2 separate regions of the Homo sapiens genome follow, and region 1 is linked to region 2. A link is a contact called in ENCODE Hi-C or POLR2A ChIA-PET data. All regions are on one chromosome and are shown on one strand. The core of a region is the stretch at or near the end of the contact, and the rest is flanking DNA. Distances in the headings are between cores, read along the strand shown.

The links. Hi-C counts contacts between places; a loop is a spot of excess contacts on that map. ChIA-PET counts read pairs that join two places held with the same protein, here RNA polymerase II (POLR2A). Pooled maps may share reads with other maps.
Region 1: a map of dorsolateral prefrontal cortex shows a loop between it and region 2 (2.1-fold over the local background). The contact joins two enhancer-like sites. A Hi-C loop is called at or near these places in 1 of 168 maps with a recorded cell type or tissue (dorsolateral prefrontal cortex) and 2 of 50 pooled maps. POLR2A ChIA-PET finds 5 or more read pairs at or near these places in 1 of 52 experiments (T-cell).

The regions. Positions count from the first base shown.
Region 1 is chr21:26,115,270-26,119,685 of GRCh38, forward strand. All of the region lies in intron 1 of APP (amyloid beta precursor protein), which reads right to left. Among named protein-coding and RNA genes, the nearest start is that of APP, 53 kb to the right of the region's middle. Within about 2 kb of position 1,287, at least 11 of the 41 ENCODE cell types and tissues checked have a DNase peak (open chromatin) inside an H3K27ac peak, as active enhancers do.
Region 2 is chr21:25,996,575-26,001,254 of GRCh38, forward strand. It overlaps APP (amyloid beta precursor protein), which reads right to left. Exons shown (of 18, transcript NM_000484.4): 7 at 3,441-3,608; 8 at 786-842. Among named protein-coding and RNA genes, the nearest start is that of APP, 170 kb to the right of the region's middle. RefSeq lists enhancers at 805-1,618, 1,619-2,431. Within about 2 kb of position 1,882, at least 5 of the 41 ENCODE cell types and tissues checked have a DNase peak (open chromatin) inside an H3K27ac peak, as active enhancers do.

The sequences.
Region 1 (4,416 bases), core at 37-2,536, 120 kb after region 2:
CCCTTCACAAATAAATATCAACTCACAAAAGCCATGTTTCTCAAGTAAAATTTTTTCCCCCCGAACCAACACCAGATGTGTATATGGAAATCAGAGCAATTAGCTTGGAGATACAAATTGAACCAGAAACCTTCCTATTCTTACTGAAGCCCATCTGCAAACAATTCCATGCTTTCACTACATATGCCTGTCTCCCTGAATTAAAACAAGACAAACAACTCACGGCATCCTCACCTGCATCAAATAACCCATTTATGAAACAAAGCCTGGTTGCTAAGCGCAGCCACTCCCTGGCATTCAGCCAGAAGGAAATGTGGCCACATTAAACATTGCCATCCAAGGGTTAACTCCCTTTTCCTGAGTGAAGCCTCCAAGAAATGACTTAATAAATGATACACAGGGTCCTATTCAGGATCTGTTAATATGGACACTCTTAAAATTGAAATCTTTTAAGATTCAATTTACCTGCCAAATACCTGAAATCTGGCAGGTATTTGCTGCCAGTAAAAAAGCACAGTCTTACAAAGTCATCCTAAAGATAATTATTCCTAATTTTTTAAACATTTTTATTTTCTAAAAGAAAAGAAATATAAATACCTTAGTAGATGGGAAATATAACCACTTAACTACTACATTTTAGTTCTATTTATGTCTTAACACTATTCTAAGGTGAGTTAAGATTACTTTGCAAAAATCTAAGACAACATTTAAAAGATGAGAACTGTGATATAACTGGCCGTTTGTGGTCTATGCTTTTCTAAGACTGAATATGAAGGTAATTCTTGTAAACTGAATGACTTGCCACTGACATCATAAAACTGGAGATGCTTTCCCATGGGAAAACAGTGTTCCTGACAATGAACAAAATAACCAGCTAAAAACAATGAAGCATTCATAAATTGCCTCAAAAGCAAGAGGCTGTTTACCAAGTGCTCTGAACTACAGAGACGTACATATCAAACTTAAAAATGCTACAAGTCTTAAAAACAGAAAGAAAATATTTTTGTTACCAGAAAAAAAATATTTTTGAGCCACAATATAAAGAATACTGAAGTGAAATGGACTTTCCAAAGCAATTTTTAGAAATGGCTTTAAAAGAGGCTTAAGGGGATAACATAAACGAATATAAACATATATACCTAATCTGGACCAGTCTGCAGATGTGAATCTGGAAACCCTACGCCTACAGTTGCTACAATTTTCAATTAAATGCAAAGCCACCTTCTTGAACAAGTTCTCTTGTTGTCCTTTCAAACAGGGTGTTCCCTTTCTCCAAAAAGTTTCTCTCTGTTATCATCTAGGAGATCAAAATTCCTTATAGAGCAGGCTTGGCAGCATTCCTCCCCAACAGGGTCTCAACTAGGAGGGAAAAGTGAACAAGGAGCTCTCTGTTTTGCTAGCTGAGAGGTCCTGTTTGGCAAGGAGAGGGCACAGATCCATAGCTTAGTTGCATCCGTGGATTTATGTAATTTTAAGGTTTCTGGCTAATGAAAGCCATCTGTTTTCTGCATTTGAACCACCCGCTGACTAGTCTAAATAGCTGGCCTCATATAATGAAGTATTTGGTACTTTTTAATCAGTTCAAACTTCTTCGAGTCAGATTCTTGCATAATCTCAGTATTTTTTTTTGGATACACTGTCACACTCCACCACCCAGACTAGAGTGCAGTGGCATGATCTCGGCTCACTGCAACCTCTCCGCCTCCTAGGTTCAAGCTATTCTCCTGCCTCAGCCTCCCAAGTAGCTGGGACTACAGGCCTGTGCCACCACGCCCAGATAATTTTTGTATTTTTAGTAGAGACAGGGTTTCACCATGTTGGCCAGGCTGGTCTCGAACTCCTGGCCTCAAGTGATCCTCCTGCCTCGGCCTCCCAAAATGTTGGGATTACAGGCATGAGCCACTGTGCCCAGCTTTGTAGCGATACTATTTCTATCACATCCATGGTTTCCTGACATAAATACTGGATTCCCTTAACCTGGGCATAATTCAACTATACCCCACAAGAGTGCTTTACATTTTCATATTAAAACATTTAAATTCTCCATTGTCAAATGTAAAGAACTATTTTCTAGAATCATAATCTAGAAAATCTGAGTGAACCCCTTTCAGGGGAATAATTCATCTGTAGGGTTTTCTTTTAAATGCCAAAAAAGTATTTCCAGTGTAAGCGGAACATCTGCAGTTGCTCATTTCATCACTAACAGAGAACTGAAATTAAAATCAGAATCACAAAAGTGGACCATAAGAGGGAGGAAAGGGCACCAGGTAAGGATATGTCCAAGGCCATGGGGTTATAGGGACAGAGAAGGGAATTCAACCTATTCCGTCAAGGGTTCTGTTAATGTGACCGGGCTGTCTCTCAAATTAAAATGGAAAATTGCAATTTTCCAAGGCTTTGCCCCTGTGTGTGTGTGTGCATGTATTTGTGGTGAGCAAAAATAGAGAAGCTATTAAAAAAGAAAAATAAAATGTGATGACTGAAACTGCAAGTGGTTTCTATTTACCCTTGTGGAGAGTTGCCACATCTATTCACAGCCACTATTTGCTACACAATTATTTCAGAGCTTGAGTTTCGGCTTAAAAAATGATTTGCCATGAAAGCGAATAGGAGAAAAACAATTCCTTTCAGAGGAGTAATCTACATATTTCACTCCTGGAAACCTGAAATTCTTTTTGGGTCACTGTTGATCTGGCTTCTAATTACAAGCTATCCTCCCTTGATGTTTTTCACGGCCTCTGTTGATATTAGATTGGTGCAAAAATCGCAATTACTTTTGTGCCAACCTAATACCAAGCTTTTTTACTACTCAAAGGATAGATGTTCTCAAGTTGACCCAAAACTCCTACCCACTCATAAGAAGGCCAGTAAGTCATGCTTGCTGCTGGTGCCCAGTAGGAAATCAAGAGGTCCCTCAATAGGAGTCTTTGTTATTCACTACTCGTGAAATTAATAACCAACATTTGAAGCATGCATTTAGGCAGGACCCAGTAAGAGTGGCATCTACTGCTAGGACTGATATAAATGAATATAAAAGTGGAATTACAAAAAATAGAGCCTTATGCATGGCAAACAAACTCTTAGCCTCAAAAACAGTTTACAATCTAGTCAATGTCCATTTAGTCTTAAAAGGTGAATGTTTTCTTTTAACTTCATATATATACATACACACACACTAACATATATGAAACCATACACATACTATATAGTATGTGATGAAATGAGCGAGATGTAAAAAGTTCATCTCTTTCATTCTGTCTTTACAGTTTTTCTGTGTGTCTTTTGTTTTGTTTCGTTTTCTGAGACAGAGTCTTGCTCAGTCGCCCAGGCTGGAGTGCAGCGGGGTGATCTCGGCTCACCGCAACCTCTGCCTCCTGGGTTCAAGCGATTCTTGTGCTTTAACCTCCTGAGTAGCTGGGACTACAGGCGTGCACCACTACGCCTGGCTAATTTTTGTATTTTTTAGTAGAGACGGGTTTTTGCCATGTTGCCACTCCTGACCTCAAGTGATCTGCCCGCCTCGGCCTCCCAAAGTGCTGGGATTATACGCATGAGCCACAACGCCTGGCCTGTCTTTAAAGTTTTACTGACATGTCTCATACAGTCACCAAAGGGAAAAAAAAATGAAAAAAAAATATATATATAGTATTTGAGATCTTTATCCTATTCTGACTCTCTCAATATTGCCATATCTCATCAGCCTTGACCTTGTGAACATGCAGATAGAAAAAGGGTTAGAGGCAAAAATCAAAGACCTACTAAGGCCTTTGCTCATTATCTCATTTGACTCAGAAAAACCAAGATAAGTCACTTCCACATCTATTTAGATAATCAGAAGGGCTCAAAACCCGCCTAGAGTCTACTCAAGAGTGTTATTCCAAAGCACATGCTTGCTTTTTGACAGAACAAGCCAGCTGGCATTCCTGGTACTAGATGTCAAGCTTTTTTAATTCTTCAATCTTGAATATTATTTTCAAGTAATTTTTCCCCCATGGCAGTACTATTTTGCATGTCTTTGTTACTGGCTTTTAAAAAAATTACTTTTAGAGCAAGTAAAACGGGAAGCAAACCCACAGCTTAAATGTCTAATTTGCATTTCTCAAATTTAAATCACTAGATGTTAATATCTACTAACCTCTGGTAGTTTCCTCTTTAAGAAATCTCTCCTGAAATGCAAACACAAATTTCTCCAAAGTTAGTTCTTTCCTTAAATCTAATGCAGCCAACTGAATCTGCAAAGTAGAAGTCCAAATCTCCCAATGTTCCAACTACTAATGTTTATCAACCCTTACTTTATTTAATGTGTATTTTCTAGTTTTTCAACAGTTGACATATACCTACCTATGTACATATACACATGTATATATACCTGCTATACAGCTACTTGTATGGTATGTAGTGGGAGTGCTAGAATGA
Region 2 (4,680 bases), core at 632-3,131:
TCTTCCCACCAGGCACTCCCTGCACAGCGCTTCCATTATCTAATTACGCTTATAATTATTATTAAAATTATTAATGCTTGCTTAGAAGTTCCACTGACTGACTTAGGCACCTTCAGAATTCTCCCTCATCAGGAGATCACCTCAAGGCTGCAGTTAATTTACAACCCGATTGTGCGGGATGCGCCAGCCCACTTACCGAACTGGATAATAACTCAAGTCTTTGGAACAAGTCCTGTATAGCAGCACCTCCTCACCCCTCCTTCATGCCCTGCATTCCAAGCTCCCCTTTTTAAGCCTTTGTTTTTTAATCCAAAATTTGAGATGGTTGCTTTGAGGCAGGAGCCTGGACCATTTCCCCATTGCTAGCTTTGCTAAGTAAAGTCACTTTCCTTCCACTGCACCTAGCCCTTGTTCTTCAGTTCTGCAAAAGCAGTGAGAGGCTAAGCCTGCTCTCAGTTACACTGATAGCTTTTAGGAAATAAAATAGTAATGGCAAATACAATACAATGATGTTGTCCATATAATATTCAATAAAACCAGACTAAATAAAAAGGAAATTGGTCAGAAATAGAAGAAACTTAGTCAATGATGTTCTTAGCCCAACATCTCAAGCTGTCTGGCAAAATCAGATGTAATTACAAGCAAGGTAATGGGAAGAAACATTTTACTAAGACAGGTGTTCAAGAAACACAAAACCATGCAAAGAAGGTGATGATGCTGGAGTTATGTGAACCAAGCAGCATCCTCCTCCCCTCTTCCCTTCCCTCAGGTGAATGACAACGTACGTTTAACAGGATCTCGGGCAAGAGGTTCCTGGGTAGTCTTGAGTAAACTTTGGGACACTATGGAAAAAATAAGAGAACATAACTAAAAACAAAAAGAGAAACATGGGAATGATGGCTGAAATGCACGAGTCCACTGACAAAAAAACAACCTAACAAACAAAATCACTCACTTAGGTTTGGTCCCTCCAACAAAACCAAAATGAACATATAAACATAAGATCTATTTTCGTAAGAAGTTAACATTTGAGAATGCTGGATATTTTGTCTCTGATAGTATATCCGAGTAACAACAGGTTTCTTAACAGAAGAGGATTTCTTGCTCCTTTTGTGCCAAATATCCCCAATTCCCTTCGATGCATTTTTTCACAAAAACTCCATTTATTTCACTCATTCATAGGACAGCATGTGGCTCTCGGCTCTGGCTGTTTGCTGAGGCTTATACTCTCTACTTATTCTTGTCCACCCATCTAACTGATCTTCAGCCTTTGCCTTCTTCATACATTATTCTGTCACCTTTCCCCTCTAAAATCAGGCATAGCTAGCCTCATCTAATACATCTCTGTTGGGAGCATCGACCTTTTGCAAAACCCTCAGCAAACTGTGTGCCACCCAGGACACCTGGACAGGTGCCCACTGGTCACTCCCAGCCCAAACTGATCAAAGGGAGAGAGTGTTAGGTGAAGGGATGGCAGTACTGGGGTGAGGTGGAGAGAATTTTAATCTCTTGAAGCAAATTCATCACTGCTAATAATTAAAACCAAATAAATCTCTTATTACCAAAAACTATACATGATATTTCAGAAAATGAATCCACCCAGGGAAAGGGAGAAAAAAGTTGCAAATCTGCCAGGAAACCTCTCCCACCGGCTAAACCAGTGAGAATCACTGTAACAAAAGGCCTTTGTTCCAAAGGCTGCAGGCAACAGAATTCTCCATTGTGTTCGCAATACCTGACCTAATTGACTGCTTTGTTTGAAACTGAAGAAGGGAGTCCTTTGAGCCAGAAGCTGCAATCATCCAATCAGAGCCAGAAAAAAAAAAAAAAAAAGCCCTTGAGGTTATCAGTTCCTACACCTGTTCACACATGGGACTGAAGCAGTCATCTCATTCACTGGCGATGGCAGGAGACCAACAGGAGCTTTTCCATTACATTCCTCTTAGATCCTGGGCTCCTTTACAGTGGGGGTATTAATGGTGCAGGCCCTTCTGTTGTTTTGCTTAATCCTAAGATCTTGCTGCAAAACAATTTATATAATCCCTAGGAATCTCAGGCAGGAAATGTGGCTGCCACCCTTGCAACACAGCGGAGAATTAGGCAGGAGTCTCTCAAAAAAGTAATACACAGTTATTGAGTTTCATTTTTAGTTATCAAGCTGAGCTGAATAATTACTTCTTGAGTAGTTCATACTTCCTACTCATGAACAACAACAACAAATAAATAAATAAATAAATAAATAAGCACAATTGGGAATTTCACTTGGAAGTCTGTTAACGACATGGAAGTCTCACATCTGGTACTGGACCTCCTGAGAATTACCTCTTTGGGGAAAATTTCATCATGCACTTAAGTCATCATGACTTCATATTTTTATCCCCCGGAATTATGAAAAGCTTAATGTTCAAGAGAAAGACTTTGAAAATTATGTTCTGGCGGGGTGCAGTGGCTCACGCCTGTAATCCCAGCACTTTGGATGGCCAAGGCAGGTGGATCACTTGAGGTCAGGAGTTCGAGACCAGCCTGGTCAACATGGTGAAGCCTTGTCTCTACCAAAAATACAAAAAATTAGCCGGGCGCAGTGGCATGTGCCTGTGATCCTAGCTGCTGGGGAGGCTGAGGCAGGAGAATCACTTGAACCCGGGAGGCGGAGGTTGCAGTGAGCCAAGATCACGCCATTGCACTCCAGCCTGTGAGACAGAATGAGACCCTGTCTTTAAAAAAACAAAAAAAATAAAATTATGTTCCTCGAGCCTTATGTCATTGAAAGTTTCTCACGTTAAGTCAAAAGTTTTCTTCTACTTTCAAGAGAAGAAGCAGAAGTTTGACCTGGCAAATGTCTGTGTGCTGAGCTCGGAGGGGGCAAGACGGGCACTTCTACCCTCCGGCATTTGAGATGCATGAGCTCAATTCAATCACATTCCCTCATCAGCACAATAAAAGACATGTTATGAACCAACTTAAAGGTATTCATCACAGCCATACACCTTATCAATGCAACTCAAGCTGCATCAGCCAGGCTTCCAGTGGTAGACAGTATCTGCACAGGTAGTGCACATGCATAAACATGAACACATATGTACACGGACAAACACATAAGTATGCATTTGCAGAAACGGCTGGCTGCAGAAGACAAAACAGCCACTCCAGCTTTGTTTAAAAGAGAAGCACTCAAAAGTCCCTCTGGATTGCAAGACATATGTGCTACAGCTAGGAAGAGAACACATCCATGGCCATGCTTTATCAGGGAAAGACGGAGAGGTGTGCTCATGATTGAACATACTGCGGAGACTCTGAGCAATTAGAGAAGTGGACAGAAATGTGGTTAGTGGTAGCAACAGGCCCATTCCCAAGAACCAGGAAAATCAATCTGTTACAAAAAGCAGAGTCAGTGGCGAGAGAGACGAAAGGTGGCCAGGCTCGAAGAAGGGTCCACTTACTGGCGCTGCCACACACGGCCATGCAGTACTCTTCTGTGTCAAAGTTGTTCCGGTTGCCGCCACATCCGCCGTAAAAGAATGGGGCACACTTCCCTTCAGTCACATCAAAGTACCAGCGGGAGATCATTGCTCGGCACGGCCCCGTCTCGGCTTGTTCAGAGCACACCTCTAATCAGAGGAGATGTGGGGAACCACATTTAGCATGAAAAGGCACTGTCTCTCTGTTCATGTATACACGTTTACTTCTTTTAATCCTCCCAGTGGCAACCTGGACTGGTTTATTAGGCAGCATCTACCAAACATTTACTGAGGAATTTAACTGGCCACCAGGACTAGAGATTTACACCTCTCAGAGCATGCACTGTCATCTGGTTTAATGAGTGCAGGACTCGGTAGCAATAAAAGGATTCCGGCCAAAGGTGAAAAGATCATTTGGCTGCTTTTAGATGAGTATGAAATGACGGAAGGTATCTGCACATCACAACAATTCTCCATTATAAAAAATAAACTTCTCTTTTTAAGAAGTCAACTTTCATGTAAGGAAACTGCTTTGGTTATGAAGCGAAAGTTTAAGCCCTCACAAACATCTGATTGCTTTCCTTAATAAATGATTGCCTTAACTCAAATATAAAATTAATTGCATATATTTTGAATGTTTTCCAGTGTTGGAAGCTGTCTGTCCATTGACTTTATCTGGAAACACATGTCATATCTGTAAATGTGACTTATACTCAATGACATTAACTTAAGACCATTCATTTGTATATTAAGATATGTACTAATATAAATGGTCTTAAATTAACTCTGATTTAAGACCATTTTATTTGTATATTAAAATATGTATTTATATATTATACATTAATAATTTAATTACATATGCATGAAGTACATCTATAACAACGTATTATTAATTCTGCTATTTAATTGATATTTATATATTAAAAATCTGTATTATTTGTATATATTTACATACACATTAAGTACAACTATAACAATGTATTATTTAATTATGCTACTTAATTGATATTTATGTATTAAAAATCTGTATTATTTGTATATTTTGTATATTTACCTGACCCTTGGGCAGGAATGTTCCAAACAATAAAACGCAGTCAATCAACTCCAACTGATTAATACACACCACGCACTGTTATACATTAAAACACATCTTACCTGTCAACATGTCTTGCCACCCTCCCCAAGATCAGTTTCACTCATCCCTGATTGCCTCAAAGTCAAT